Regions from separate parts of the Homo sapiens genome. Here region 2 is linked to region 1. Evidence: chromatin loops called from intact Hi-C (ENCODE). Cell type or tissue: dorsolateral prefrontal cortex. All regions are shown on one strand. Each heading gives the region's core, and the rest is flanking DNA. Links, peaks and the distances in the headings are about the cores only. Region 1 has its middle 19 kb from the start of MYL3. Region 2 has its middle 35 kb from the start of PTH1R.

What was found. Hi-C counts contacts between places; a loop is a spot of excess contacts. Peaks named below come from ENCODE experiments on the same cell type or tissue, not always from the same donor. Only the 100,000 strongest peaks of a DNase experiment are listed, where the experiment ranks them.
Region 2: a loop joins it to region 1, with 2.4 times the contacts of the local background. A loop is called at or near these places in 20 of 110 quality-filtered maps.

Annotation. Positions count from the first base shown.
Region 1 is chr3:46,836,681-46,851,806 of GRCh38, forward strand. No RefSeq gene overlaps it. Among named protein-coding and RNA genes, the nearest start is that of MYL3, 19 kb to the right of the region's middle. RefSeq lists silencers at 9,057-9,156, 9,207-9,486 and enhancers at 9,579-10,312, 12,013-12,840. In dorsolateral prefrontal cortex, for the core only: a CTCF peak has its summit at 9,343 (motif pointing right); DNase peaks (open chromatin) are centred at 9,361 and 9,571; H3K4me3 peaks cover 1,726 bases; H3K27ac peaks cover 1,711 bases.
Region 2 is chr3:46,905,239-46,920,364 of GRCh38, forward strand. It overlaps the pseudogene BLVRBP1. Among named protein-coding and RNA genes, the nearest start is that of PTH1R, 35 kb to the left of the region's middle. RefSeq lists enhancers at 3,821-4,396, 4,381-4,675. In dorsolateral prefrontal cortex, for the core only: CTCF peaks have their summits at 3,128, 4,482 (motif pointing left) and 4,683; a DNase peak (open chromatin) is centred at 4,483; H3K4me3 peaks cover 617 bases.

The DNA of each region.
Region 1 (15,126 bases), core at 8,397-10,896:
AGAATTTCTGGTAAATGTACTCTTGGTAAATTTAGGCCCAAGCCTCTCTAATCAAGAGTCTGTAGAATCCAGTCCTGTACATATCTCCCATGTTCTTTCCCATGAAAGTTAGCAAAATCTTGCAGTTCTTTTTGTAAGGAAGCCTTCTCCCCCTGGGTTATACTTTGTATCTGTCCTTCTAGAGTTTGCTGGGATCTGACTGTACTTATTAGGTGTAGAGGCAGTAAAGATTTGCTGGGGTGGTACGGGTCTAGAGGCAGTAGACCTTTAGACCTACTAGAGGTAGGTATGGAACTGGCATGCCCTTACCATGTAACTTCCTCAGTTGAAGTCAATACAGTAGCTCTAGGGTAGAGAAGACCACCCTTGTCAAAACAGAAGATGCACTGCTTCTGTTAGCAAGGGAGGTTCAGTGTGGCTGGGGGTCAGATGTCCTAAATCTATCCAAATATGCCTCATTGAAATTTTCATGGTCTCACTCTTTCCCAATCAATGCCCTGACTTTTATGTAAGAATTATAATGAAGCTGTTAATTCCATTTATGTTGAAATTCAGCAGCCCAAAAGATGAGATACTACATTTTATTTTCAACTACATCAATCCTGCAGTGACAAGGAATATGAAATTATTTCAGGAAATCATAGAAGCTTTTAATCCAAGAAACTAAAATTCAATATTGCCATTTGCCTTCTTTAAAATTTTCGTGTAGTAATAAGTAACCAGTCCTCCCCACAGTCCTTATATCTTTCATTTCCACAATAACATCTATTGTGGCAGCCTGTTATCTTTTAATGAACTGTGAAAGGCAGAGTGTGGCCTAGAGTAAGACTTTAGAATTTGTGGGAGCTGCAAACGTGAAGCAAATTTGCATCTACTCACAGGCCCTTCTCCACAAATTTCCACCAGGTCTTCAAGAGAAAGATTAGAGGAAGGGCAAGAGACCAAAGAAAGCCTTGCCCGCAGTGCAGTCTTTGGGGAGGTGAGCAAAAGCCACTGTGGGAAAGTCATGACATCTGGCCTGGATCCTCTACTCTGATTCCCAGCAACCCCACCACCACCACTAACACTACCACTACCACACACACACACACACACACACAAAATACACCAGCCCTATGCCACCGGGGTGGAGAGGGGGCATAAAAATGTCACTTCCAGGGCACAGGTAAAAGCCTGTTATAGCTGGGTGAAGATAACATTAAATACCCTCTATTTCTCGGGGAAGAGTAGCAAACTGTCCTGCTCCAAACTTTTAAAGACTATCTATTCTGGGAGAGGGGCAAGGTCACTTAGAAGGCCCCATGACTAACAGCCAAGAACATAGCACTTGCCTAAGAGTGAGGCTGAGCCAGAACAATAAAGAAAGCCCCCCAGTACCAGGATAGCAAGTGTCCAGGAACAAGTAACAGCAGTCTACTGCTGGAAGAGTGAGGGTAAAAGCACAGAAAGATATCCTCTCTTAGACGTAGGCACAAAGAAAAGACCAATAACTGTGATTTGAACAGACACTGAGAAAAACTCTCCAACAAACCAGCCACTAAGCAAAAAAATAATACTGGAAGAATTTGAATTATGTACTTTTTGAGAGTAACCATACTAACAACAAAACCTGACAGAGTTGTCTCAATGCCTCCTCCTTAAAGAAAAGGCATGTCCATTTTTGCACATAAATAGTGTTTACCCAAGTCTCCACTAGCCTTCACAAGAAGGCTTTAGCTTTCAACCAAAAATTATGAGACACATAATGAAACAAAAAATAACACACTATCAAGAGACAAACCAATCAACAAAACCAGACTCAGCTGTGACATGGATTTTGGAACTATTACACGGGGAGTTGAAAACACTATGATGGATATATCTGTAGACTCTAGTTCATAGGTCAACAAACGTTTTCTGCAAAGGGCCAGATAGGAAACATTTTAGGATTTGCAGACCATGAGGCAAAACTGAGGATATTATGTAGGTTCTTATATAGCAACAAGACAATTTTCCCACAAAATTATTGTCATAATACTAATTGCATACAATATTCGCTGATTCAGATCTACTAATGAGAGGAATAAAATTGTTTTGAGGGGAGTATAACATTTTACTTATTGGGGTTCAAGTTAGTGTTCTCTATTGTCAAAATCAATTGCACATTTTCTGTTAATGGTGAGCTGTAATGATATTTTGTGCACTTCATCTTTTCTTTTTTTATTTTTTATTTTTACTTTTTTAAGACAGGGTCTCCATCTGTTGCCCAGGTTGGAGTGCAGTGGTGCAATCTTAGCTCACTGCAGCCTCTGCCTCTCTGGCTGAACATGGGGGGAAATAGTAAATTCTCTAAACTGTGAAGCAGTCTCCCAGCCACACACACATCCAGTGGTAAATAGTGGAAGTAAAACTGACTAAAGGAGCTTACCTACAACCACCAACAAATAAGTGATGCATGAAAATTGAGAGGGAAAATGGCTTCACATAATTATCTCACCCAAGTCACTAAACAAACAAAAGACCAAACAAACAACAAAACAGGTTGGGGCCAGCAAAAGGCAGGAATCAGTGCCTGGGCTTGCTACAGTATATCATCTAAGATGTCTTCTTCGAAATGGAAAAATTACAGAACAGGCAAAGAAACAGGAAAGTTTGGTCACTTCACAGGAGAAAAAAGCAAGGTAATAGAAATTATCTTTGAAGGGCCCCCTATCTTTGGCATAGTAGACAAAGACTTCAAAATGACTATTTGAAGTATCTTCAAAGGACTAAAGAAAAGCATGTTTTAAAATTAAAGGAAGGTATAATAATGGTGATTTATAAAATAGACAATATTTAAAAGAACCAAATGGAATCAAGTGAAGAAGCACAATAACTAAAATGAAAAATTCATGAGATGGCCTCAACAGTGGATTTGATTTGGATCAGTAAACTTGAAGATAAGTCATCAGAGATTTTACAATATGAAGAAACAAAAACAAAACCTCAATGTAGAAAGATGAACAGAGGCTGAGCATGATGGCTCATGCGTGCAACCCCAACACTTTGGGAGGCTGAGGCAGGAGGATTGCTTGAGACCAGGAGTTTCAGACAAGCCTGGGCAACATAGCAATACCTTATCTTTTAAAAAAAAAAAATTTTTTTTTTTTTTAGACGGAGTCTCGCTCTGTTGCCCAGGCTGAAGTGCAATGGCATGATCTCAGCTCACTGCAAACTCCGCCTCCCGGGTTCATGCCATTCTCCTGCCTCAGCCTCCCGAGTAGCTGGGACTACTGGTGCCCGCCACCATGCCCAGCTAATTTTTTTGTATTTTTAGTAGAGACGGGGTTTCACTGTGTTAGCCAGGATGGTCTCAATCTCCTGACCTCGTGATCTGCCTGCCTCGGCCTCACAAAGTGCTGGGATTACAGGCGTGAGCTGCCGTGCCCAGCCACAAAAAAAAATTTTTTTAATTAGCCAAGTATGGCGGCATATGTCTGTAGTCCTAGGTGCTCTGGAGGCTGAGGAGGGAGTATCACTGAAGCCCAGGAGTTTAAGGTTACAGTGAGCTATGATCATGCCCCTACACTCCAGCCTGGGTGACAGAGCAAGGCCCTGTCTCTGAGAAAGAAAGAAGGAAGGAAGGAAGGGAGGGAGGAAGGGAGGGAGGAAGGACGGAAGGAAGGAAGGAAAGAAGGAAGGGAGGGAGGGAAGGAGGGAGAAAGGAAGGAAGAAAGGAGAAAATGAATAGAGCCTCAGAGAAATGTGGAACACCATTAAGCACACAAACATAAACATAATGGCAGTACCAGAAGGAGAGAGAAAGGAACAGAAAAATATTTGAAGAAATAATGGCTAGAAACTTCCCAGATTTTATGAAAAACATTAAGCTACACATCGAACAAGCTTAATGAACTCCAAGTAGAATAAACTCAAAGAGACCTATACCCACACATCAGAGTCAAAATGTTGGAAGCCAAAGATAAAGAGAACATGTTGACAGCAGTAAGAGAAAAATGACTCATCACATACAAGGGAACCATAATAAGATTATACCTGAGTTTTTACCAGAATAAAATGGAGGGCTGAAGATAGTGTGACAACTTACTTGAAGGACTGAAAGAAAAATGTTCAATCCAGAATGTTATATCCAGCAAGTCCATGTTTTTAAAATGAAGATGATGAAAGTGAGACATTACTACTGATTTTACAGAAATAAAAAGAATTAAAATAGAATACTATGAACACTGTACACCAATAAACTGAATAACCTAAAAGAAATGGACGAATTCCTAGAAATACACAATCTACCAAGATTGAACCTTGAAAAAATAGAAAATCTGAGTAGACCTATAACTAGTAAGGAGACTGAATTAGTAATCAAAAATCTCCCAACAAAGAAAAACTGTGGATCAGATGGCTTCACTGGTGAATTCTATCAAACATTTAAAGAATTAATACCAACTCTTCTCAAACTCTTTCAAACAATTCAAGAGGGGGAAACATTTCCTAACTCATTCTATAAGGCCAGCACTAGTCTATTACTAAAGCTAGACAAATACATTATAAGAAAAAACTACAGGTGCATATTCCTTATGAACATTGATGCAAAACTCCTCAGTCACATACTAGCAAAATGAATTTAGCAGCATATTAAAAGGATTATACCCAATGGCAAGTGGAATTTTTCTTTTAATGAAACTAGAGATGGGCTCTCACTGTATTGTCCAGGCTGGTCTTGAATTCCTGGACTCAAGTGATCCTCCTGCCTTGGCCTCCCAAAGTGCTGGGGTTGCAGGCATGGGCCACCATGCCCAGCTAATCAAGTGGAATTTATTCCCCAAAAGCAAGGATGATTCAATATACAAAAATCAATCAATGTAATATGCCACATTAATATAATGAAGGGGAAAAAATCACTTGATGATCTCAATTGATACAGAAAAGCATTTGACAAAATTCAACACCCTCTCACGATAAAAACACTCAATAAACTAGGAATAGAAGGAAACTTCTCCAATGTAATAAAGACCACATACGAAAAACCACCATCTAACATCATGCTCAATGATTTAAGACTAAAAGCTTTTCTCTCAAGATCAGGAACAAGACAAGGATGCTTACTTTCACCACTTCTATTCAACATTGTATTGGAAGTTCTGGCCAGAGCAATTAGACAAGAAAAAGAAACAAAAGGCATCCAAATTGGAAAAGAAGAAGTAAAATTATCTCTGTTTGCAGGTGCCATGATCCTATATTTAGAAAACCCCAAAGACTCCACCCTAAAACTCCCACAAAAGCCTGTTAGAGATAATAAACAAATTCAGAAAAGTTGAAGGATACAAAATCAACTTATAAAAATTAGTTGCATTTCTATAACTGTGAATGATCAAAAAGGAAATTAAGAAAACAATCCCATTTACAATAGCATCAAAAAGAATAAAACACTTGGGAATAAATTTAACCAAAGATGTGAAATACCTGCATACTGAAAACTGTACAACACTGCTTGATGAAATTAAAGAATACTTAAATAAATGGAAAGATATTCCATATTCGTGGATTGGAAGACTTAATATTATTAAGGTGACAATAATTATCCAAATTAACTCAATTCAATCCCTATCAAAACCCCAATGACTTTTTTTGGCAGATATAGAAAAACCGTCCTAAAATTCATTTGGAATCTGAAGCACCCCAAATAGCTAAAACAATCTTGAAAAAGAGAACAAAATTGGAAGACTCACACTTTCTGATTTGAAAATTTACTATAAAGCTATATTAATTAAAACAGCATGGTATTGGCATAATGACAGACATACAGACCAATGGAATAGAGAACCCAGAAATAAACCCTCTCATATATGGTCAAATGATTTTCAACAAGGATGCCAAGAGCATTCAATGGAGAAAGGACAGTCTTTCCAAAAAATAGTTCTGGGAAAAATGGATATCCACAAGCAAAAGAATAAAGGTAGAACTTTACCTTACATCATATACAAAAATTAACCCAAAATGTATCAAAAGCCCCATGTACGAGTTAAACTATAAAACTCTTAGAAGAAAACATAGGAGAATATCTTCATGATATTGGATTTGGCAATGATTTCTTGGATATGACACCAAAAGCACTGCCACAAAAGAAAAAAGTAGACAAACTGGACTTAATAAAAATTGGTAGCCTTTGTGCTATGAAGGACACTATCAAGAGAGTAAAAAGATACCCCACAGAATGGGAGAAAATATTTTCAAATCATATACCTGATAAGGGATTAATATCCAGAATATATAAAGAACTCCTACAACTCAAAAACAAAAGGACAATTCTATTTTAAATGGGCAAATAAATTTGTAAATAAACCTCTTCTCCAAAGAATATAAATAATGGCCAGTAAGCACATGAAAAGATGCTCAACATTGAGACACTCAATCATTAGGGTAATGCAAATTAAAACTAAAGTGAGATAACACTTCATACCCACCAAGATGGTTAATTAAAAAGAAACGAGCAGAACAGAAAATAACATGTATTGGAGAGGACATGAAGAAATTGGAATGTCGTGCCTTGCTGGTAGGAATGTCAAATGGTGCAGTGACTGTGGAAAACAGTATGACAATTCCTCAAAAAGTTAAACATAGAATTACCATATCATCCAGTAATTCTGCTTCTAGGTATATACCCAAAAGAAGTGAAAGCAGGGATTCAAACAGATACGTGTTCGTGTACCCAAAATCTGTGAATATGTTACTTTACGTTGTAAAAGGAAATTTATAGATGTGATTCAGGTTCAGGACCTTGAAATGGGGATATTATCCTGGATTATCTGGAAAAGCCCAGTCTAATCACATGAGTACCCAAAAGTGGAGAATGTTTCACAGGGAGATAGGACTACCAAAGGGTCAGAGAGATGTAACATTGCGGCTTTGAAGATGGAAGAAGGGGACCAGAAGCTAAGGAATGCTGGTGACCTCTAGAATCTATAAAAATCAAGGAAACAAATCCTCCTCTTGGCATCCAGGAGGAACTGGCCCTACCTGGCTAATTTTATTTATTTATTTATTTATTTATTTATTTATTTATTTATTTATTTAATTTTTGTAGAGGTGGGGTTTTGCTATGTTGCCCAGGCTGATCTCGAACTCCTAGGCTCAAGCAATCTTCCTGCCTCAGCCTCCCAAAGTATTGAGATTACAGGCATAAGCCACCAGACCCAGCTGCAAATGTTCTGTAACAACCATTCTCAGCTCATGGGCTAACAAGAGGCGGCCAGATGTGGTCTATACTCAAATATTGCCTCCTCAATGAGGCCTTCCTAGGACACCCTCAAAAACTGTGTCCCCCATCCTTCCAAATCCTCCTTATCCTCCTTTAATTTTTCCCATAGTACTTCGCACAGTCTAACATACTATGTATTTTTCTCACACATATTACGTTTTCTGGGGCAAAGATTTTTACGACTACTTTCAATGGTGAAAATCGCAATTACTTTTGCACCAACCTAATACATTGGGTATCTTCCTCTTTCATAAATTCTTCCTCTTGTAAACTTTATGTGGGCAGATTTTTTTGTCTGTCTTGCTTATTGCTGTATTCCCAGCACCTGAAACATGTCTGGCACTCGATAAACATCTGTTAAATGAATGAATGAATCAGTGAGTGAATTAATAAATAAATAGATCCTATATAGCCTAGCAGTTAGGAAAAATAAAGAAATAAATAAATAGAAATGAAGTGGAGATAGAACACATTGATACCTGTAAGTGCTTAGTGCACTGCCTAGCACACACTAAGTGCTCAATAAATATTAGTCACCCTTATTCCTTATTGTAGTTATAGTTGTTACCTTCACGAGGAGCCTCAAGCATCTGAAAGGTGCAGGCACCAGAGCAAGCAAAATCTCCCAGCCACTATCTGTATCCAGCCGCCTGCCTCCCTGTCTACTGCATCTCCTCTCCTGGTTTCCCTGCTCCTTCTGGGGCTGCTGGTCTCCCTCTCTGCTACTGGAGCCTGTGTCCCCCTCTGGTTCCCTCAATCTTTGTCCCTCAATTACAGATGGGACTTCTGGACTCTCCACAGTGCCTCAGGCAGAGTCCCCCTAAGATATCCTGAACCCGACTGCCTGCTTCTACTCTCCTCCATTCTGTTCCCCCCATTCCACCCCTTCACTTGTTCCAGCGTCCAGGCTGTTGCCTTAGGATTCTGCTCCCACCCTGAGACCCCCCACCCCACCAACGCCGCCACATTCCACCTAAGCGCCCATCCTCTAGAAAGCCTTTGCTGACACCCTCCCCAACCTTTTGGTGCCCACAGCCTCCCCCCGACCCCCCACCGTGCTGATCCCTTACGAAGCACTCTCATTCTGCTGGAACCTCTGTGCTGTCCCTGTCTCCCCCAAGGCTGACAATTTCCCAAGCTCCCCCTCCTCCCACAATGCCCCACCCAGGAAGCCCAGGGCCTGATCTCTGGCGCCTCAGCTCCTGAGACCCCCCTCCCCCTGCCGTCTAGAAACGTTCCTGGAATCCACCGACCCTCCCCACAGTGTTCCCTCTCTAATCCCCACAACAGTCTCAACCCTACAGTGGAGGAAATGAGTGGCGAGAGGTTAAGCAATTTGCCAAGATCACACGAGGCAGGAGTAAAGCGGGGCTTGAACCCAGGGCCCTGGGCAGGGCTGGGGTGCGGGGGCTGGCAGGGTATCGACCCAGGGTACACAACACAGCAGTCAAACAGATAGACAGAGTTTTGGATGAGCCAACGGCTGAGATGGGACGAGAAGCCAGCGCCTCCTCCCTGCGCGTCTGTCTGCAGGCCAGGGGCTCACACGGGAGCCGGCTCCTGCCCCCTGGCCCAGGGCCAGCCGTCATCCCCATGAGGTCAGCCACAGCTGGCGATTTCGGGGAAATACCAGCTCCTTATTAAAAACAGGCGGTGGTCAGGCCCCCGCTGCTTTCCCAGTAGAAACTGGAGTGTTTGTTCCAAAAGGAACAAGAGTGGGCAGGGCCTGGCCAGGGCCCTGAGGCGGGAGGCTTGAGCTGCAGTACCTGGTCAGGGTGTCCCGGGAGCTGCGGGGAGAGGAAGTGGAGGGGACAGCCCCAGTCCGGCAGTCGCGGGTGGGGGCTAGCAAAGGCAGCCTGTGTGAGGGGCGGGCACCGGCCCGGGAGGGGATGGTCCCACAACACCTCGAGGCTGCGCCGACCAGGGAGGGGTTGTGGACTGTGACCTCCACAGCTGCACCCCCCACCCCGGCCCGGGGACAAATCTCAGGCAGTGGGCAAGGCCTGAGAAAAAGCAGGCTCATGGCGATAAGTCCCTCCTCTTCCGGGGTAGGCAGCCGCCACCCGCGCCCCTGTGCCCAGAGCCTGCAGCCCCCGCCTCCAGGAGATCTGCGGAGGCCTCCCCTGCAGGGGGCGCGAGTGGGCCATGCCTCCCCCGGCCCCGGCCCAGGCCCCGGCCCACCCCGCCACTCTCCGCGCCAGCACAGGCCGCCCTGCATCTGGAGCGAGTTAGGGTTGGCGGCCTGGCGGGCGGCGGCGTGAGCTCATCCCGGCCCGCCCCGCTGCGGTTTCCACGCGGCTGTGAAGGGAACAGAACACAGAAACGCCGCGCCGAGGGCCGGGCCGGAGGAGCACAGAGGAGCGGCCGCTCCTCCCGGGATGTGGGTGGGAGTGGGAGAGGCGGGAGTGTGTATCACTGGCGCGTCGCCGAGGGAGGCTGAGCCCTGGGAGCCGGCCACCAGCATGCGTCGCTGGTGTCACCGTGTGTGGTGGCTTGCGAGGGTGTGTGTGTCCCGAAGGGAAAACACTGTGCGTGTGATAAGTTGCACACCTCCCAACACACACTCCTCGTTTTACAAAAATCAGCAGCTGAGGGCAGAGGACAAGGAGGGCTGGCCAGTGCACAAACTGGGGCTTGGCTCCCACCCGGGGCCTGTGTCCCTGAGTGGATGCAGAAGCTCTGGACCAACCAGCCCAGGTGTCTGGCAGGGCCCAGGGCCCACCTCCCCAGACACACACATACTTTTCCTGGTCACTGCCCCCCTCACACTCCCCCCAAGGAGCCCAGGCATCTTCTCCTTCAGGAAGGAGAAAGGAACCCCTCACACCAGGGTATTGGCTAACAGAGACACTCACAGCCCACACGGAAACAGGAACACATACCTGGACACAGGCTCACACCTGGAAGCACACCCAAGGAAAGCACTCCTGCTCTTGGAATCCTAGTTGGGAGAGCCCACCAGCAGGCTGTGAGGCAGTGGCAAGGCTTGAAAAGGCTTCTTGGTGAGATGCCCCTTCCCTCTGCCAGGGGCTGGGAACAGGAAGGCTGGAGGTCACTGAACCTTGAACCTTAGCGGCCCCAGCACCTTGTGATGGGCCCTGAGGGTACCGCCCTGTGTGAAGGGCCTCAGAACCCCAGCACTCCCAAGGACCGGAGCCAAGGTGGGGATATGGGCACTGTAGTGATATTGATCACCAGACACCGGGGGGGGAGCTGGGCTGGAGTGGGTGCTTCGGAGCATCCAAGGTTCCCTCCACCCATCAGGCCAGTCCTCACCTTGGGCACTCGCCTCAGGGACCTACTATCCCAGCTTCGGGTAGATGTCACCCAGCTGCACTGGGAACTATGGGAGGTAGCCCAGGCCATGCAGCACCTGCCAGCCTTCCCGCCTGGGCTCACAGGGCTGTCATGCTCCCATCCTCCTCCCTTCACCCTACAGCTGGGCCATGGCTCTGAGACAGTGACCTTGCCTGCAGGATGGCACACATGAGTCTTTCACCCCTCCTTACCAGCTATTTCCCCTGGGCCCAAAGCACAGGATTGCAGAGGGCTGGTGGGGCTGAACTTGCCAGGAGCTTGGGTCCTCCATGTCCCCACCTGTGAGATAGAGAGGACACCCTATCCTGACCACTCCACCACAGGGTGCCTAAACTGTAAAGTGCATCTGCAGTACCCACGGGGGTCTTCAGCTCCCAAAACACTGGGGCAAGCTGGGTGAGGGATGTTATTTAACTGGAATGGCTATGGTTTGCAGAACCAGAGCTTCCAAATTACTTAGCAAAGCATGTTTGCTTTTTAATTAACATGTGCTTGAAAAACAATGGTTTTCATTAAAGTGGGTGGGGGAGAGAAGGGACTGTAGGGGAGAATATTTCAAGGAGCTCCAAGTTCCAGGCCAGACTTCTTAAAAATAAAGTGGGAGTCTTGCCCCAACCCGGCAGAGGCTGGGAGGCAAGAATCCCTGCTGGAGAGCCCAAGGAACAGCCCTACTACCTGCCTCCACCACTCTCCGGCTCCCTGGCTGAGAATTTGCCCTTTCGCTGATGGCTCAGTTACTTACCTACTATTCCCTGGGCCACTCTGGGAAGGGGAGGTCTTTTTTTTTTTTTTGGAGATGGAGTCTCACTCACCCTGTCACCTAGGCTGGAGTGCAGTGTCTTGATCTCAGCTCACCGCAACATCCGCCTCTGGGGTTCAAGCAATTCTCCTGCCTCAGCCTCCTGCATAGCTGGGATTACAGGCACGCACCACCACGTCCAGCTAATTTTTCTATTTTTAGTAGAGACAGGGTTTTGCATTGTTGGCCAGGCTGGTCTTGAACTCCTGACCTCAAGTGATCTGCCTGCCTCGGCCTCCCAAAGTGCTGAGATTACAGGCATGAGCCACCGCGCCTGGCCGGTGTGGTCTTTTATAAAGCAGTCTTGGCGTTCAATGAATGAGGTCCACCAGGCAGATAAGCAAAAGGAAACAGCATGAGTAACAACCTGAAAGCATGGGCCTGGAAGCCACTGATGTCCAAGCCCCAGGGAGATTGGGGCAGGGAGGCTGAGCTGGTGCCAAGGACAGAAGGGTGGGAAGGGAGGATGACCTCACATGGAGCAGAGGGGATATGTGAGGAACTGGCCAGAGGAAGTGGAGGGCTGGGAGACTGGAAGCAGGACGCATTCCAAAGCCTCAGGGCTTGCTCCCCAGAGGCTGATGGGCAGGACTGCAGGTTCAGTCAGTCCAACAGGGGGCAGCGTTGACTCCATCATCCAGCATGGAGAAGGCATGCCATCGGTGTTCAATAAATGCATGTAGAAGGGTGAGAATGAAGAGATGATCCCTCCGAGTCAACCACACCTTCTCCTATTTCTGGCCTTTTGGGGACAGGGTTAGCACCAGCGTGCAGCCTGAGGTCAGATGTCAACATAGGGTTGGGACACATTTCACCCATTCACCCATACAGACCAAGGGAAGGTGGAGGGGAAGCTTCTGGGGAGTGAGGGCATCCCCAGGGGTCGGGTCAGATGCCCAGAACCCCCAGCTCCCGGCAGCCTGCCCAGGACCCTGTTTCTCATTTGGGGCCTTCTTGCTTCCCCCAACCCACACCCCCACATGAAACGTGCCTGCCTATACTTAATTCATTATGCTCGGCTGGGTGGGAGGCCTGGCGAGCAGGGTTTTTTTTTTCCCCTGAGCTCAGACATTCCTCACTTTATTATTCTCCACATTTCAAAGCAGCTGTCGCCTCCCCCAACCGCCCCCAGCCCGAAGCTCAGAGTCCAGAAGGGGCCTCTCTAGGGCTCAGAACACCAGAGTCTCCAACACCTCCAGCCCGGCACAGGAGGAGAATTAAGGCCAGAGATGGATAGGGTAGCACCCCAGGGAGACCTGCAGGGCTCTTCCCCAACAGTCTGCACCTGAACTTATCCTCCCCTAAGTGCCGCAGTCACCCTCCCATAACACTGTCTTCTTGCCTCTCTGCACCCACTCTGTTCCACCCTCCACACAGGTGACCACAGTGGTCCCTTCATAACACAAACACAACCCCTGCCTCCCCCACTGGAGCAGGTGCTAGAAGAATTATCAAAGTCCCTGCCCTGCTCAGGCCCCTGGCAAACTGAGCCCTCACTGAGTCAGTGGCCTTACAGAGGGCAAGGCCCATCCCTAGAAAATAGCAGGGCCAGGGTCAGCCTAGTGAACCACCAAGGGGCCAGCCAGGGGAGAAACAGTTCTGGAGACTCAATTTCAGAGAAACGGGGAGGCCCTAGACAGATTTCTCCCCTACATCTGAGAGCTGCCCATGCAGAGCTTCCTTAGCAAGGGCTAAGATCCCTGTTGCATTTAAGCAAGCAGCAGCTTAGTCAGACTTGCCCTGGAAAAGAGGTTGGAGGAGGGACTTTGGCCCCAGGAGAAAATGGGGGAGGGGTCCAAGTGGGGCAGGCAACCCGGGGGCCTGGAAACTGAGTCTGGATGTCCCTGTCCCTGTCAGCACTCAGGCTGTCTTGCCCACACTCACCCTATCACTGGGCATGCCCACTCAGGCCTGGGGCTTGATGGTAGCATTCTCGAGTGCCCAGGAGGGTAAAGGTGACTCTGTAATGTGGCCCTGGAGGGTTCTTGGAGTCCACTGCAAGCCTGGGAGCCGAGAGCCCTCCCATACGTCCAGCTCTACTCTGTGAAACACCCCAAGGACTCCATCACTATGAGAAAGGCCCCCTCTTGAAGACGGACTGCACAGAGCCTGAGTCAGCCCTCAGAGCAGGCCCCTTTCCAGCAATAGAGCTGTCCCAGCCTAGAGCTTGGGATCCGGCCATGTCACCCTCCCAGAGCTCCCAGCCCAGGGCCCCCCACTGAGCCTGGGCCATACAGAGGGAAACCTTGCTTCCCCTCTCATCCCTCAGCCTCAAGATCCATCCACCTTTCCCGGGGCTAGAAGCCATTGAACATTTGCCTTCCTGCCACAGCAGCCACCATCCCACACCTTGTGCTGCAGCTATGGATGAGAGGTCACTGCCATGAGCTTCCCCACCTCCAGCTGCAGGCCCCAGAGGTGAAAACAGGTATGGACATCCAGAGGTTTGGGGACACTCAGAATCTCAGGATCCCAGATACTCCAACAAAGAGCTGAGGCATCTTCTCCCTTGTGCCCCACCACCCCCTAGCCCTGACCTCACAGCACCTGGTTGTCCCACAGGCTCATCAGCACCTCCCTGCCAAGTTCCCATTCCCCACTCCATCCCAGTGGCAAGGCTGGGCCTCTGTTACTTATCACAGGTCGGCACAGTTAGCACCTGAAAATTACATGATGGATGGATGGAGGGAGGGAGGGAGGGAGGGAGGGATGAAAGGAGGGAGAATGGATGGATGAATGGATGAATAAGCTGATTCAAATGAGCCTTGGGCCTGGCAAAGATCTGCTCCATTCAAGGGTCTCTATCCAGGGGTTTTGGGAAATGCTGACTACAACAAACCGTGAAATTTCTTCAAAACTTAAAAACTGACTTGTAAGGTAAGCTCTTATTTTGCCAAGTAGAGATATGGAAAACAACAGCTACCGTCGTTATTGTTTCTGTAAACAGAGGGATATTCTCAAGGCAAAAGAAAGTAGGCAGGATGCAATCTTGGAAGAAAGACAGGCATTGAAGATGCATAGATTGGGCTTCTGGAAAATATACAAGATAGGACATTTTTTCAAAACTTTCTTGGGTATTGTGATAAGTTGGGCCTTAGGGCTTGGAAATGCCCAAGTGCTTCCAATCTCCACCAGGGTAAGAGCCCCTTCTGCAGCCTTTCTGGCTCGGATTGGTTCCCCTCTGCTTGCATATTCCTCAGAACAGAGGGCTCACCACCTCTCCCAGTTAGCTCAGGAGCTGACGATGACATTCTAGAGCACCTTTAAATGCTTCCAAGCCTACCACGGGAGAGAGGTAAGGAGACCAGGAGCAGGGTATGATGGCAGAGGTGTTGAGGGGAGGGAAGACCAAGGCTTCCAGCCCCAGGGCATAGGTGTGGTAAGGTAAAGGGCATACTCATGTTTAGCTGGACCAAAGTAGAAAAATCAGGAAGCTGCCAAGACCTGAACTTGCCCAAGGGGCACCTGGAAGTGCAGAGTCTGGAGTCTGAGTCTTCCAGCTGCCACATTCCACCCCAACTAGCCCTCCAGAAAGGTTCTGATGGCCCCATGGCCACGGCCTTGGTAGATATGTGAGGTACCCAAGCCCATAGACCAGAGGTGGAGGTGGAGAATGGAAAAAAATGGTGGAACCTCAGGAGTCCTCAGGCAGTGGAGAGGAGGGTGCAGGCAGGAACCCTGCCCAGACCTGACCTTCGAGGGCCTTCTCTGTCCAAGAGGCCCCGGGCCCTGGCTGCTGAGACTGGAGGGGCCCGCTGGGTGATCCGGCCTGGGG
Region 2 (15,126 bases), core at 3,041-5,540, 63 kb after region 1:
TGAGGTTTCTGAAGTAATAAGCCAATGAGGCCCACTCACCTAGAAGCATTCAGACTGGGCACCCCGCAACAGGGCTGTGGCTTCCCCCTCAGACTGGGTGCCCCCCCAGGTGGAGGTGGGCCTCTCCTCTCAGATTGGATTCCCTCTAGGACAGGGTTTGGTCTCTTCCTACAACCAGGGAGCCCCAATCCCCACCCACACCCCAGGACAGGGCTGTGTCTCCCCACTCAGTCTGAGTACCCCAAGGTCAGGGCTGAGCCTCTGTCTCAGGCAGGGTGCCCCCCAGGGCAGAGGTGCGCCTCTCCTCTGCCCTACTGGGTCACCCCAAGACAGGGCTGTCACCCCCATTAGACTTGTCTCCATCTTCCCTTTAGATGGAACTCCCCTCCAGATAGGGCTGTCCTTCCCCTTTGAACTAATGCCCCCAGGACATACTGGGTACCCCCATCTCAGGTTTGGTGTCCCCAGGCCAGGGCCGGGCATCCCACACCAGCTGGATGCCTCTAAGAGGAGGACTGCCCTGCCCTGAGGATATCTGCACCCAGGGCAGTGCCAGGCCTCCCCCTTTAGACTAGGCACCATTTTTCCCCTCAGTCTGGATGTCCAAGACAGAACTGGACCTCTCACCTCAGTCCAAGTCCCCTAGGCTAGGACCAGTTCTCTTCCCTTAGACTAGGAGCCCCCAGGCCAGGGCTGGCCTCCACTCAGAGAGGCCTCAGAGCCCCACCTGGGCCATCCAGGTATTGGCAGTGGAAGTGGAGCCCTCAGCAGGCCTGGCAGGCAGGCAGGACCCTGTTTGCCTTGAGCAGGGGCTGGATCCAGGTGGTCACTTCTCCCTTCAAGGCCCCACAGCAAAGCCAAGCCACAGGGAACACGTAAACATTAGCAGAGCTGGGCGGGGTGGTCAGCAGGGTGGAGGGCACCTAGAGACCCCAAATCCTCAGCCCACTTGGCTATGGGATCCGGCACCTTGCAGGCTGCCCCAGACTCCAAGGCAGGCCAGTACAGTGGCCAGTTTCTGCTCCCACCTGTCTTGAGCACGTGGACGGCCCCATCCCTCGCTGGCCTGTCTCCCTCAGCCCAGGCTGCGAGAAGAATCGCTGAAGGCCCTTGGAAGGAATGGACCTCCCGGGGGTGCTCGTCCAGCCCTGGAACACAGGCCTAGCCTCAAGGGGAAGCTGAGTGGATGCAAAGCTCCCAGCTCAGAATAGGGTCGAGCTCTGCCACCCACCACCTGCCAGTCCCTGTCGAGAGCAAGGACTGAGCTGGGCCCCAAGTGCCTGGAGTGGGCAGGCTCTGAGGGGCCACAATCTTCAGCCCTCACCCTGGGAGGTGGCCAGAGGGGGTGTGGACAGACAGGAAAGGGGGCTGAGTTCTCTGGAGGTTCAAGAGGGACATGACCCTGCCCCTCCCTCCCTGGGATCTGGGAGGACACAGCCCTGCTCTGGGGGTCTGAGGGGACATGGACCCATCCTGGGGATCTGAGAGTGCATTGTCTCTGCGTGGATTCCTGGAAGAGCTGTCTGGCTGCAGGGACCCGTTGCGGGGGGCTGGGGTGAGGGGGTACAACTCTCTGTCCCTGGTTCCTCCTCAGCCAACTCCAGGAGAATGATCCCAGCCCAAGGCTGCCATGGCCAACTGAAACAAACCTTGCCTGAGGGACTGGTCCCACTGGCTGGGAGGGACAGAGGAGGAAGTTACTCCAGAGCTAGGCAGGGGCCTGAGCCCTGGCTGGCTCCAGGTGTGTGCTGTGTGGCTCTGGGCAAGCCACCTTCCCTCTCTGAGCCTCAACTTCTCTTCACAGGTCAAGCCCCTGCTCAGGCTTCATGACCTGAGTGGACTCAGGATCCTACCTCGCTCCTCAACAAGGATAGGGACAGGACCCCTATCCTTCCCTCAGGCAGGCGTGACAGCCTAAGGACCTCCCCCTTAGCCTCAAATATGTCTATTTGTGTATGTCTGTGTGTGTATTTATATGTGTGTGTCTGTGTGTATGTCTATTTGCATGTGTATTTGTTGTCTATGTGTATTTGTGTGTGTCTATTTGTATGTGTCTGTGTACTTGTGTGTATGACCGGCTCCTTCCCTCTTCAGTGCCACGGGCATGCAGGCAATGGAGGCCAGGTGAGGGTGGATTCTTCTTGCTCCAGCGTTTTTAACAGGCAGGGCAGGAGCAGCCTTGGCATGGCCCGGACACTGGCGCTTGCCCGGAGGCCACAGTCAGACAACCTGTCCACAACAAACTCATATCCATACATCAGCAAGACAGTGGGGCGTGTTGGGTGTCATTCTCCATGTGCGAGCGTTTGTATGCGCGTGCTGCTTGTGTATTTCTTTGTGTTTGTGTACACGAGTGTCCATGTGCCTATCTATGTGTGTCTGTGCTTGTGTACCTGTGTGTGTGTGTGTGTGTGTGTGGCCATGTGTGTTTCTATGTGTGTGTGTCTGGATATGCCTGTATGTCCATTTGTATGTGTCTGTGTCTTCTGGCATGTCTATGCGTGTGTGGTTGTAGGTTTGTGTACCAGTGTGTCTATGTGTGTATTTGTGTGTGTGTGTGCATTTGTATGTCTATTTGTGTATTTCTGTATGTGTGTCTATTTGTGTGTGTGTATCTGTGTCTATTTGTATATCTGTCTGTTATGTGTATGTGTGTGTGTGTATGTGTCTATGTTTCTGTGCTGGTGTACGTATGTCTATCTGTGTGTATTTATATGTATTGTGTATGTCTGTGTATGTGTATTTGTGTATTTGTGTAAATATGTGTGTCTGTATATGTCTATTTGTGTATGTCTGTGTGTGTATTTATGTGTGTGTATGTCTATTTGCATGTGTATTTGTTGTCTATGTGTATTTGTGTGTGTCTATTTGTATGTGTCTATTTGTGTGTATGTCTCTGTGTGTGTCTATTTGTGTGTGTCTGTGTATTTGTGTATGTCTCTCTGTGTGTGTCTATTTGTGTATGTCTCTACGTGTGTATGTGTGTCTATTTGTATGTGTCTGTGTGTTTATGTGTGTATGTCTCTGTGTGTGTGTGTCTATTTGTGTGTGTGTGGACTCGTGGTCTAAGAACGCCGCCTGTGGGTGGAATTTGGCTCATAGACATGTTTGGTTTGGCACCTACAGTATTTTCAACATCCTGAGCCAACATTTAAAAATCAGGATATTTCACATAAAAATTCAGCTTTCCAACTTCTCTTAAAAATTCAGAAGCCCTGGCAGCCCTGGGCCTGCGTTCCCCTGAGGCCACGCTCCTCCCGAACTGTGCAGGGCTGCCCTCCTCCGTGCACCCTCCATAGCCTCGCCCACTTGTCTCGCCCAGCAGTGTCTTGAGGATGGCTGAGTTTGTGAACCCAGTGTGTGGTCACAACTACGTGTGAGCCTGGCTGTCAGGGAATACGTGCATGAGTGGGGTGTGTGTGCATGTGTGTGAATGTGTGTGTGCATGTGCAAAGCAACTCTGTGTATGAGGCAAACCTGAGTGTGTGCGGTGCGTGTGAATGCCTGCATGTGCGCGTGCGTGTGTGAAGAGTCTGCGTGGGGGAACACGTGTGTAAAGGCATGGATGTGCACGTGTGTGTGCAGGGGAGTGGCCATATTTGTGGCTGTGTGGAGTGTGTGGGCCACAGCGGACTGGCATGCTCTGCCCAGGGGCCTCTTCCGGTCTTTGAGGGGGAATTGGATTCCCGGCTTCTGGCTGGGCCGCCTTGCGGGATTTATTTCTGTCTCAGTGCCCACTGGAGTCCTGAGTAATGGGAACATTTAAAGAAAACCAGTAAATAGATACAGAAGGGGCAGGCTGGCTGGGAAACTCAGCCCAGACACCCCTGCCCAGCCCACAGCTGCCAGAGCCCCTGGGGGCAGGCCTGAGCCCAGGGAGAAAGGAGCTCCAGCATGCGACAGCACCCCCTCACTCTGTGGGGTGCCCACTGCTACCCATGCATGCCCCCACCACCTGGATGGATGGTCCCTGGGTCAACACTGGGCATCTTGAGAGCTTCCTTGGCTCCGAGCAGCAGATGTTCAGGAGATTCAGGGGATGCCAGCTCAGGCCTGGCCCAGGGGCCAAGAGGACCTGACCCTCCAGGGGTGCCCTTTCCCAGCCAGGCTACAGGCATTCTGCCCACACACACCCTCTGCACATGCAGACGCACCCACAGTTCAAGGAGGGGAGAGGCTGTGCTGACCTGGCAGGGCTGGGCGGGCACTCGATACCCCACCCGGACCTCACACACCCGGCAGTGCCTTGGAACCTCATCTGCCAGGACACGGCCCCTGCTGTTCTGGGTCTCAGGCTGACTGGACCCCACTCTCTGGATCGTCTCTGATGAGCAGTCACTTACAAATGACATAAACCCCACAGGAAAGGATAGGCGTGCGTCATGCGGTGGGGTGACCTGCTTTACAGAAGACCCGCTGCTGGCAGGAGCTGTTTGGACCAACGCGCCCTGTCAGGGACCCCATCGGGGATCTCCTGCTGCCCCCCAGTGGCCATGGGAGGACATGGGGAAATAAAAGTCAACAGCTGCATGGAGTTGCTCATCCGCGTCTGAGTGGACTCTGAGGGCCCCACGTGGTTCCCAGCCAGACAGTTATGGGGAAGCAAGGCCTTTCAACTGGTCTGAGGGAAGGGGCTTGGATCCCAGCACAGATCTGGAGACCACCTGGAAGGTCAGCTCCTCGAAGGCAGAACCATCGTCAGTCACAGCTGCATCCCCGGATACAGTGCCCAGCATGACATGGGTCCTCGGGAAGCATGCTACACTAATGGCCCACTCCCCAGGCTCCTGGGGGTGGGCAGCGCTGTAGCAAGCCCTGGGCCCAGCTCAGAGCCCCATGGAGAGGCCGCCTGAAGGTGAGCGGGCATCTCACATGTTGAAGCCTCCAAGGCAGTGAGGGGCTTGGGCTTGAGGCTGGACAGTAGTTTTCCCTTGTGACTTCAGGGGTTGTGCCTATCTCTGATCCCAAGCCCATAGTTCCTCACTGTGGTTACAAGGCCCTGTCCTGGCTGGTGACCTGCCTGGTCCCTGACTCTGCAAGCCCAGGTGGGACTTCCTCCCAGCCCTCTTGCTGCCTCCCCAGCAAGAGTCAGAACCGAGAGGCCCTGCGCCTGGGTCTCTGGTCTCCTGTCCTCTTCTAGGGAAGGAGCATCCGTGCTGCTGTGGAAAATATCCCAGGCCTGACACCTCTCCCAAGATGAAGAGGCTGGGTGTCCTAGAGAACCCCAAGATGAAGGGACCTGAACACTGCGAGGTTGGTCAGGGCTGTCCTGGAGAAGTGCCTGGGCAGTGATGGACCAGGCAGTGGCAGGCACACCAGGGCTCCATCCACAGTGCTGGACACTGGCCCCTGGCCCTCGCTGGCCCATCTTAAGCCTGAAGGGCTTACGACAAAGGGGCTGCCAGGGCCTCAGGGCACCCTCCCCACCTAGCCCTCCAACCAAGGCTAGGGCTGAGACTTTTTTTTTCTTTACCAAATTTTCAGGGGACTATGAATCACTGAGACTAACTCTGAACTATCCTCACCTGGATGAAGACTGTAGTCCACACCCCAGAATGTTTGTTTTAAATGGAGAAAGCATACTTTAAAGAAACACACATTTTAGTAACATGTTTTACCAGTTTCTTTGCTCACCACCTGTATTTTTTAAACCTTTTTATTTTGAAATACGGATTCATAGGAAGTTTTGTTTTTGTTTTTGTTTTTGTTTTTGTTTTTATACAGAGTCTTACTCTGTTGCCCAGGCTGGAGTGCAGGGGCACGATCTCGGCTCACTGCAACCTCTGCCATCAGGATTAAAGTGATTCTCGGGCCTCAGCCTCCCAACTAGCTGGGATTACAGGCGTGCGCCACCATGTCCAGCTAATTTTTGTTTTTTTTAGTAGAGATGGGGTTTCACCATGTGGGCCGGGCTGGTCTTGAACTTCCGACCTCAGGTGATCCGCCCACCTCAGCCTCGTAAATTGCTGGGATTACAGGCATGAGCCACTGCACCCAGCCGATAGGAAGTTTAAAAGTACAGAGAAGTCCTGTGTAACATTCACCCAGTTTCCACCTGGTTACATTTTCCATAGCTGCAGTACAATATCGAAACCAGGAATCTGACATTGGTGCAGTGTGTATAGTTCTATTCCATTTCATCGGGTGCATAGATACAGGTAACCACCACCACAATCAAGATACACAGAGGTATTCCATCACAACCATTCCAGAGATCTCCTTGGAGCCACCCCCTTTAGAGTCACCTGTCCCCACCATCGCTAACCCCTGGCAACCACTAATCTGTTCCCCATCTCTATAATTCTGTCACTGTCAGAATGTTACAGAAGTGGAACCATACAGTATGTGACCATTTGATACCTACTGTTTTCACTCACCATAATGCCCTTGAGATCCATCCAAGCTGTGGCAGGTGTCAGTCCTTGGTCCTGTTTTATTGCTGAGTTGCATTCCATGGTACGGATGAACCCGAGCTTAACCTGTCCCCTATTGACAAGACCTTTTCCCTAGCCTTTGGCAACCTACAAATAAAGCTGCTATGAACATCTGTATATGCATTTTTGTGTAAACATTCGTTTTTATTTCTCTGGGATAAATGCCCAGGAGCATGACTACTGGGCTATATGATAAGTGTACGTAAAGTTTTTAAAGAAATGGACAAACTATTTTCCAGAGTGGGTGTTCCATTATACATTCCCACCTACAATGTATGAGATTCAATTTTTCCACTTTCTTGTCAGCGTTTATCACTATTTTTATTTGTTCGAATACGTGTGTAAAGATATTGTGGGCCAGGCGCGGTGGCTTACGCCTGTAATCCCAGCACTTTGGGAGACCAAGGCAGGTGGATCACGAGGTCAGGAGATCGAGACCATCCTGGCTAACGGTGAAACCCCATCTCTACTAAAAATACAAAAAATTAGCCGGGCGTGGTGGCAGGCGGCTGTAGTCCCAGCTACTCAGGAGGCTGAGGCAGGAGAATGGCGTGAACCAGGAGAATGGCGTGAACCAGGAGGCGGAGCTTGCAGTGAGCCGAGATCGCGCCATTGCACTCCAGCCTGGGCGACAGAGCGAGACTCCGTCTCAAAAAAAAAAAGATATTGTGATCTTTACTGGTATATCCGTAATGGCTCGTAATGTTGAACATCTTTACCATCTGTATATCCTCTTCAGTGAAATATTTCTTTATGTCTTTTGCCCACTTTCTAATTGTTTTTTTGTTTGTTTTGTTTTGTCTTACCGTTGAGTTTGGGAGTTCTTTATGTATTCTTGATATAAGTCCTTCTTTATTTGATTTGCAAATATTTTGTTTGTAGCTTTTCATTCTCTTAACAGGGTCTTCGTTGGAGCAAAAACTTTTAAGTCAAATTTATCAATTTTTTTCTTTATGGATTGTGCTTTTGATCTCAGGTCCAAGAACTCTTGACTGAGCTGTAGGTCCTGAAGGTTTTCTCGTTTACTTCTAAAATTGCATAGTTTTACATTTTACATTTAAGTCCACAGTACAGTTTGAGTTAATTTTGTATAAGATCTGAGGTTCAGGCTTGGGTTTTTTTGTTTGCTTTTTTGCCTATGAATTTCCCTTTGCTCCAGCACCATTTGTTGAAGACTGTCCTTCCTCCAATCAATTTGTTTTGCACCTTTGTCAAAAATCAGTTGGTCAGCCTGGGCAACAAGGCGAAACCCCATCTCTACCGAAAATACAAAAAGTAGCCAGGTGTGATGGTACACACCTGTAGTCCCAGCTACTCAGGAGGCTGAGGTGGGAGGATCGCTTGAGTCCGGGAGGTTGAGGCTGCAGAGAGCTGAGATCTCCCCACTGCACTCCAACCTGGGTAGAGTAGAGCAAGACCCTGTGCCCTGTGTCTCAAACAAACAAACAAACAAAAAAAAAAAAGTTGGCTGTGCTTGTGTATTGTCTTGTTGATCTGCCTCTTTTTCCACCAACACCACAATCTTGACTGCTATTACTGTAAAGTAAGCCCACAATAGGTAGTGAAATGAGTAGTATTCCTTACGCTTTTTTCTTCTAGTTAAAAATTGTTCAGCTATTCCAGTTCCTTTGCCTTTCCATATACATTTTAGAATAATCTTTATATCCAGAAAAAAAATAACTGGGCTTTTGGTAATAGTTACATTAAACCTATCAATACTCCATTGAAACACCTGGGCTTGGAGGTTTTTCAAGGCTTTAAAATAATAAATTCAATTTCCTTAATAGTTATAGAGCTATTTAAATTATCTATTTCATCTTGGCTGAGGTGTGGTATTTGTGCTTTTCAAAAAACTGGCCCCTTTGAACAACCTGTGGAATTGATGTGGGTACAGTTATTGACAGTGTCCTCTTCCTGTCCTTCTGATGTCTGTGGAGTATGATGCCCTTATTTCATTGCTGATATTCGTAATTTGACTTCTCTTTTCTGTCAGTCTTCCTAGAGGCTCATCAATGGTATCCGTCTTTCCAGCGTTTGCCAGTCTCTTTGCACACCACTCTTCCCTGCACCCTGTAGCTCACTGCTGGCTGCATTCCCAGGATCTTCTACCTTCCTCAGACAGTCTCAATTCATTGGCAAAGTGCCCAGCTTAAAACACCCATATCCGGTGCCTTCACGGCTGCTGACACAGTCATGGCCAATGCGAAGTGAAGACAGGTCTGTGGACAGGGTTGGAGCCAGGGTTTCCTCAGCTGGCCTGCCCTTCGCCCTTCTCCTCCTAACGGTACCTCGAATCTGTGATGGGGCAGAAGCTCCCATGAGGAGATGAGGATGGCAACTGGGGAGACAGAAGGGACTCACATCCCTGGTGGCCTCAGGGAGCCATGGTACCACCTTGGACTTAACACAAGACAATAAAACCCCTTCTTGCTTAAGCCCAGTCGTGGGTGACTGCCAAACAGTCCCGATTCCCATATCCACTCCCCGCTCCCGGACTGGTTTTTGCTCAGCATCCCATCCTTTAGTTCTTTCAGCAAAGATCAGTACATGGTAAACACTTAGTGTCATAAGCTTGGAAACGTCTGTCATGCCCCTACTTATGGTAACTGAGCAGACTTGACATTTGTTTCCTGAGCACTTAGGAAAACTGTCTTCTGGTATCTATTGTTGATGAAAAGCGAAACTAATTCCTTTGTAGGTAATCTCTTAAAATTTTTACATGTAGCCTGTTGTTATTTTTTCCCTTTAGCTTCGATGTTCTCATCTAGAACACTGGAGTCAAACTGCAGATGTAGTAAAACTGCTCTTAAAAAAAAAGAAAAAATAGGCTGGGCACGGTGGCTCATGCCTATAATCTGAGCACTTTGGGAGGGTGAGGCGGGAGGATCGCTTGAGGTCAGTTTGAGACCAGCCTGGCCAAAATGGTGAAACCCTGTCTCTACTAAAAATATTTAAAAAATGGCGCGGGCTCACGCCTGTAATCCCAGCACTTTGGGAGGCCGAGGCGGGCGGATCACGAGGTCAAGAGATACAGACCATCCTGGGCAACATGATGAAACCCCCTCTCTACTAAAAATACAAAAATTAGCTGGGCATGGTGGCGTGTGCCCATAGTCCCAGCTACTCAGGAGTCTGAGGCAGGAGAATCTCTTGAACCCAGGAGGCGGAGGTTGCAGTGAGCCAAGACCGCACCACTGCACTCCAGCGTGCCGACAGAGCAAGACTTCATCACAAAAAAAAAAAAAAAATTAGGCACGGTAGCACACAGCCACAGTCCCAGCTACTTGAGAGGCTGAGGTTGGAGAGCTGCTTGAGCCCGGGAGGCGAAGGTTGCAGTGAGCTGAGATCGTGCCACTGCACTCCAGCCTGGGTGACAGAGAATCCATCTCTAAATAAAGATAGATAGATGATAGATAGATAGATAGATAGATAGATAGATAGATAGATAGATAGATAGAAAAAAAAATAAGCCTGTGTGTTGAAATACAGCATATACAGCAAGTTGTATAAAAATAAATACATATAGAGAATAAATTCCCATCACTCAAGCCAAGAAAAACACTTTGCCATTATCTCAAAGGGCCCCACTCCAGAGCTAACTACAAGCCTGAAGTTGACGATCACCACCTTGCTCTTCTGCCCTGGCCTTACCACCTGCGTGTGTCCTTACATTGTCTCACTCCGCCTGTTTGGAACGTCACACAAATGGCTCATACTCTATTTCTTCCGTGACTTGCTTCTTTCAACATCTATCCATTTGTTGCACATGACTGTAGCTCTTCTCACAGCTATGGAACATCACACTTTCAGAATGACAACTTATTATTACCACATTCTGGCTTTGATTTAGTGTGTGTGTGCACACATGTGCCCGTGCTATTACAAACAATGCTTCTACAAGCATTTCTGTCCCTGTCTCCTGGTGTACATGTGCAAGTTTTCTAGTGCACTAAGAGCGCAACTGATGGGTCCCAGCGTGCACATGTTCAACTTTCCCAACGTGGTTACACATTTCACACTCTTATGGCTGTGGGTGAGAGGTCCCACTGCTCCACAGTACAGTGGTGTAGCTAATGACACTTCTGAAAGTCTCCCTTGCCTGGCCTCACTCCTGCCACCTCCACTTTCTTTTGTTGATCCTGTGCTTGATAGAGCTTTTCTAGTCCCATTAATCTTTGTTTCTATTAATTTATGAGGCAGGGTCTCACTCTGTCGCTCAGAACTCCCAGGCTCACATGATCTCCCACCTCAGCCTCCCAAGTAGCTGCGACTACAGGCAGGCACCACCCCGCCTGGCTAATTTTTTTATTTTTTATTTTTGTAGAAGACGGAGTTTCACCATTTTGCCCAGACTGGTCTTGAACTCCTGGGCTCAAGCAATCTGCCTGAGACTCGAGCAAATTCAGCCTTCTCAAGTGCTGGGATTACAGGCATGAGCCACTGCACCCAGTCGGCTTCAGGTTTTTTTAAACTCAGCAAACTGAGTTTAAAGGAAAAAAAAAAAGAAAGAAAAGCAGTCTAATACCTTGCTATTACTGATATATCTGGATTCAACTACTCAATCCACCTTTTCTCTCTGCTTTCTTTTGGATAGTTACTTTTTTCCCATTCTGGTTTTTTTTTTTTTTTTTCCTCTCTCATCTCCTCTGAAAGTGGTACACTCTGTTTCTACTCTTTTCAGGTTACCCCAGAAATGTCAAGAGGCCTGTTTCCTAGTCTTATCCCTCTTCCTAAGTGAGCGTCTTCAAGGACTGTAACCCCAACCACCTCCTACCTCTGAACTTACATACCATTGTTGTTATGTATTCTAAATAGCCCCTGCTTTACCCCACAACACATTTTTGTTTTACAAGGTCAGTGCTTATTTACATTTATACTTCCTTTCTCTGGACTTTCCATCTGGGATTGTGCCCCTCAGTCTGAAAATATCCTTTATGATTTTTTTAAAAGGAGAATGCTTATTTCATTTTTAAAAAACAACTTTATACATATACAGCCCACCCATTAAAGTGTACAATTCAATGGCTCTTGGCATATTCAGCATATTCACAGATTTGTGCAACCACAATCACTTTTAGAACATTTTCATTACCCCAAAATAGATTTTCATTTAGTGAGAGTCTGCTGGTGACAGAATCCCTGACTTCGTTGGTCTAAAAACATCTTAGGCCAGGTGCGGTGGCTCAGGCCTGTAATCCCAGCACTTTGGGAGGCCAAGGTGGGCAGATCACTTGAGTTCAGGAGTTCAAGATCAGCCTGGGCAAAATAGTGAGACCCCATCTCTGCAAAAAAACAAAAAACACGTCTCATATTTTCCCTGAGTATGCAATTCTAGGATGACAACTTTCTTTCATTCCTGTTTACACTGGTTATAGCTGAGATATCTGCTGCTATGTTGCTCCTCAAAAGGTAGTATGTCCTTTCTCTCTGATTTTAAGGTATTTTCTTGGTCTTTGTGCTCTTTAATGTTATTACAATGTGATTAGGTATGTGGTAGTTTTTAAATAAGTCCACAAATTCTTACACAGTCCTCCCTTCAGGAAGTGGAAGCTAATTCTTCTAAGTGTCGACTGGGCGTAGTGACTTGCTTCTAACAAACAGAATGTAGCAGAATATCACTTCCAAGCCCAGATCATAAGAAAGCCCCACAACGCTCCCTCCTGCCTTCTTTCTTAGACTGCCACTCTGGGAAAGCCACCTGCCATGTCTTGAGAACACACAGGCCGATGGAGAGGTCCATGTGGCAAGACACAGGGGCCACCAATCAACAGCCCCATGAGTCATCTTGGAAACAGATCCTCCAGCCCCAGTCCAGCCTTCAGATGAGTGCAGCTTCACAACTGACCCCAAGCTAGACTTACCCAGCTAAGCCACTCCTGATTCCTGGCCCACAGAAACTGAGGTAATAAGTGTTTGTTATTTTAAGCCCCCGAGTTTTGGGTAATTTATGTGTAGCAACTGATGATTAATAAAAAGTGTAGAATTTTTTTAAGTAAATTTGCTTACTTAGAATAAACATACAAAAAGGGCATAAAACATGTATACAGTTCAATGAATATTCATAAAGTAAAAATACCTAATCATCACCCAGATGAAGAAACAGAACATTTGGATGTATAGTTCTTCCTATTAACCTGCCTGAGACTTACTGGTCTTCTTGAATCTGTGAATTGGTGATTTTTTCTGGAAAGTTCTCAGCCAGTTTTTAAATATTGCTTCTGCCTCATTTTCATTTTTTTTTTTTCCCACCTGGAACTCCGTCACTTTACGTTGGATCTCTTCATTCTACTCTCCATGTCTCTCAGCCACTTGCTTTACATTATCACTGTTTATCTTGCTGGGCTGCATTTTGGAAAACTTCAGATCTAGCTTCCCATTCACTAATTGTCTCTTCACCTTTGTCTAATTCACAGATACAAGGTTTTTAATTGCCATAATACACTATAGTGCTATATAGTCACTCCTTATCTATGGGGGGATGTTCCAAGACCTCCAACCCCAGTGGATGCCCGAAATGGTGGCGAGTACTGAACCCTATATATGCTGTGTTTCCCCTTTACATACATACCTATGATAAAGTTTAATTTATAAATTAGGCACAGTAACAAATTAACAATAACTAATGAGAAAACAATTATAACAATACACAGTAATAAAAGTTATGTGAATGTGGTCTCTCTCAAAGTATCTTATTGCATGTGATAGTTTCGGACATGGTTGACCACAGGTAGCTGAAACCACAGAAAGGGAAATTGGAGATGCCAGGGGTGGGGGCCAGACTACTGTATTTTTTATTTCCAGAATACTGGTTTGGTTCTTTTGCAAATCTGCTCCTATGTTCACATCTTTTAGTTCTTAAGTAATTTTTAAACATACCTAAATTCCATGGCTGATAATTCTGATGTCTGAAGTCTTCATAAGTCTGGTTCTACCATGTGATTTTCGATGTTGGTTATTTTGCACCTGAGGCTCTGTTACCTTGTGTGTCTGATGAGCTTTTCTGCAACCTGTTCGTTTCTCTTTTCTATTTTAAAAATAACTTAAAGCTCTTGGCTCAAAATGTATTGCTCCCTTCCTTTGATGCTCATTTCCCAGCAAGCTATCGTCCTACATGGGGCCAGACTCCTAGTCGCACTGTGGGGAGGGACAGGTGCTGTGCCCATCATACTCAGCAGCGGTGAGGCAGTACATCATGAAGTGGCCCAGGTCATGTTTGGGGATGATCCTTGAGGGTCATTGTCCATCCAGGGTCACTGAGTAGGCCCTAAGATTCTCATATGTCTTGAAACTTTATCAGGGAGAATTCTTTGAGAGCTGATATGAATAAAGCTTTGTCCAGGTAGGATCTACATTTTCTTCTATCAAGTGTTTGAGACTTCCAACATTCTGGGACCAGTGGGACCACTTAAATTCTTGGATTCTCATGTACAAAAACCCACATGAAGGTTGGCTCAGTTCTCAAGGAAGACCTTTTTTTCAGTCCAGTAAGTGGCAAGGTTTAACTTTTGTATGGGATGCCAGGAGGGCAGATTTGCTATTAGTTCACAGAGGGTGTCACCCTTTGGGGCCCCAGCTTTACAGAGAGTTCTATTAGGGCCCTCATTTTGCAAAGGTTTTGGTTTGTCTTGAGCCCACGCATCGAGAACCCCAAAAAACAATGTTCAGTTTCACCTGGTTTGTCAAATACCCTCAAGGCAAAGGTCAGACTTTGGCATTCTGCTACCTCTTTTACATTCTGCCAAAGTATTCCTTATTTTCTTGCCAGCTCATTGCTGTATTTTTAAAATATTTGTTGCTATTCTTTATTTACCTAGTATTTTTAGCTGTTTGCATAGAGAGGATCAGATCAGGTAACTATTCCACCATGAAACTAGAAACAGAAGTGGCTGGCCGGCTGGGTGCAGTGGCTCATGCCTGTAATCCCAGCACTCTGGGAGGCTGAGGCAGACGGATCGCCTGAAGTCAGGAGTTTGAGACCAGCTTGGCCAACATGGTGAAACCCCATCTCTAGTAAAAATACAAAAATTAGCTGGGCGTGGTGGCACGCATCTATAATCCCAGCGACCTGGGTGGCTGAGGCAGGAGAATCACTTGAACCCGGGAGACAGAGGTTGCAGTGAGTCTAGATGGTGCCACTGCACTCCAGCCTGGGCGACAGAGTGAGACTTTGTCTCGGAAAAAAAAAGAAGTGGTTGGCCATTCTTTCTTCAGGTACCTTCTTTCTCTGGTTTCCTTTTCTTGGAACTCCTGTCATCTATAGGACAGGTATCAGTATAACAAGGTTCTCAAGCTACCCTCCATCTCGCCCTCTTTATCTCTCACTGCCACCTTCTCATGACCGTCTCAGCTTTAACTTCCAATTTACTAATCCTTTCTTGGACTGTAAGTTAATACTTAGCTCTCTGGTGAGTTTATTTTAAGAGCTGTATTCTTTCTTTCCAAAATTTCTAATCAGTTCTTTCTTATGTCTAATCTCTGTTCTTAAGGATACCACACGCTCTTTTATCTCTCTGATGTAAAAACAAATGCTCATTTTTAAAACCTTGTAGGCTGTTACTATTTCAGTTTCCTTGGGTATAAATCCTCCCACCTGGGTTACTGGTCATTCTTTAAGGCATTGGATTTTCTCGTGTATTTTGTAAATTTTGTTTGAGTACTCATGATGCATGGTACTTTGTTTTTCCTTCTAGGA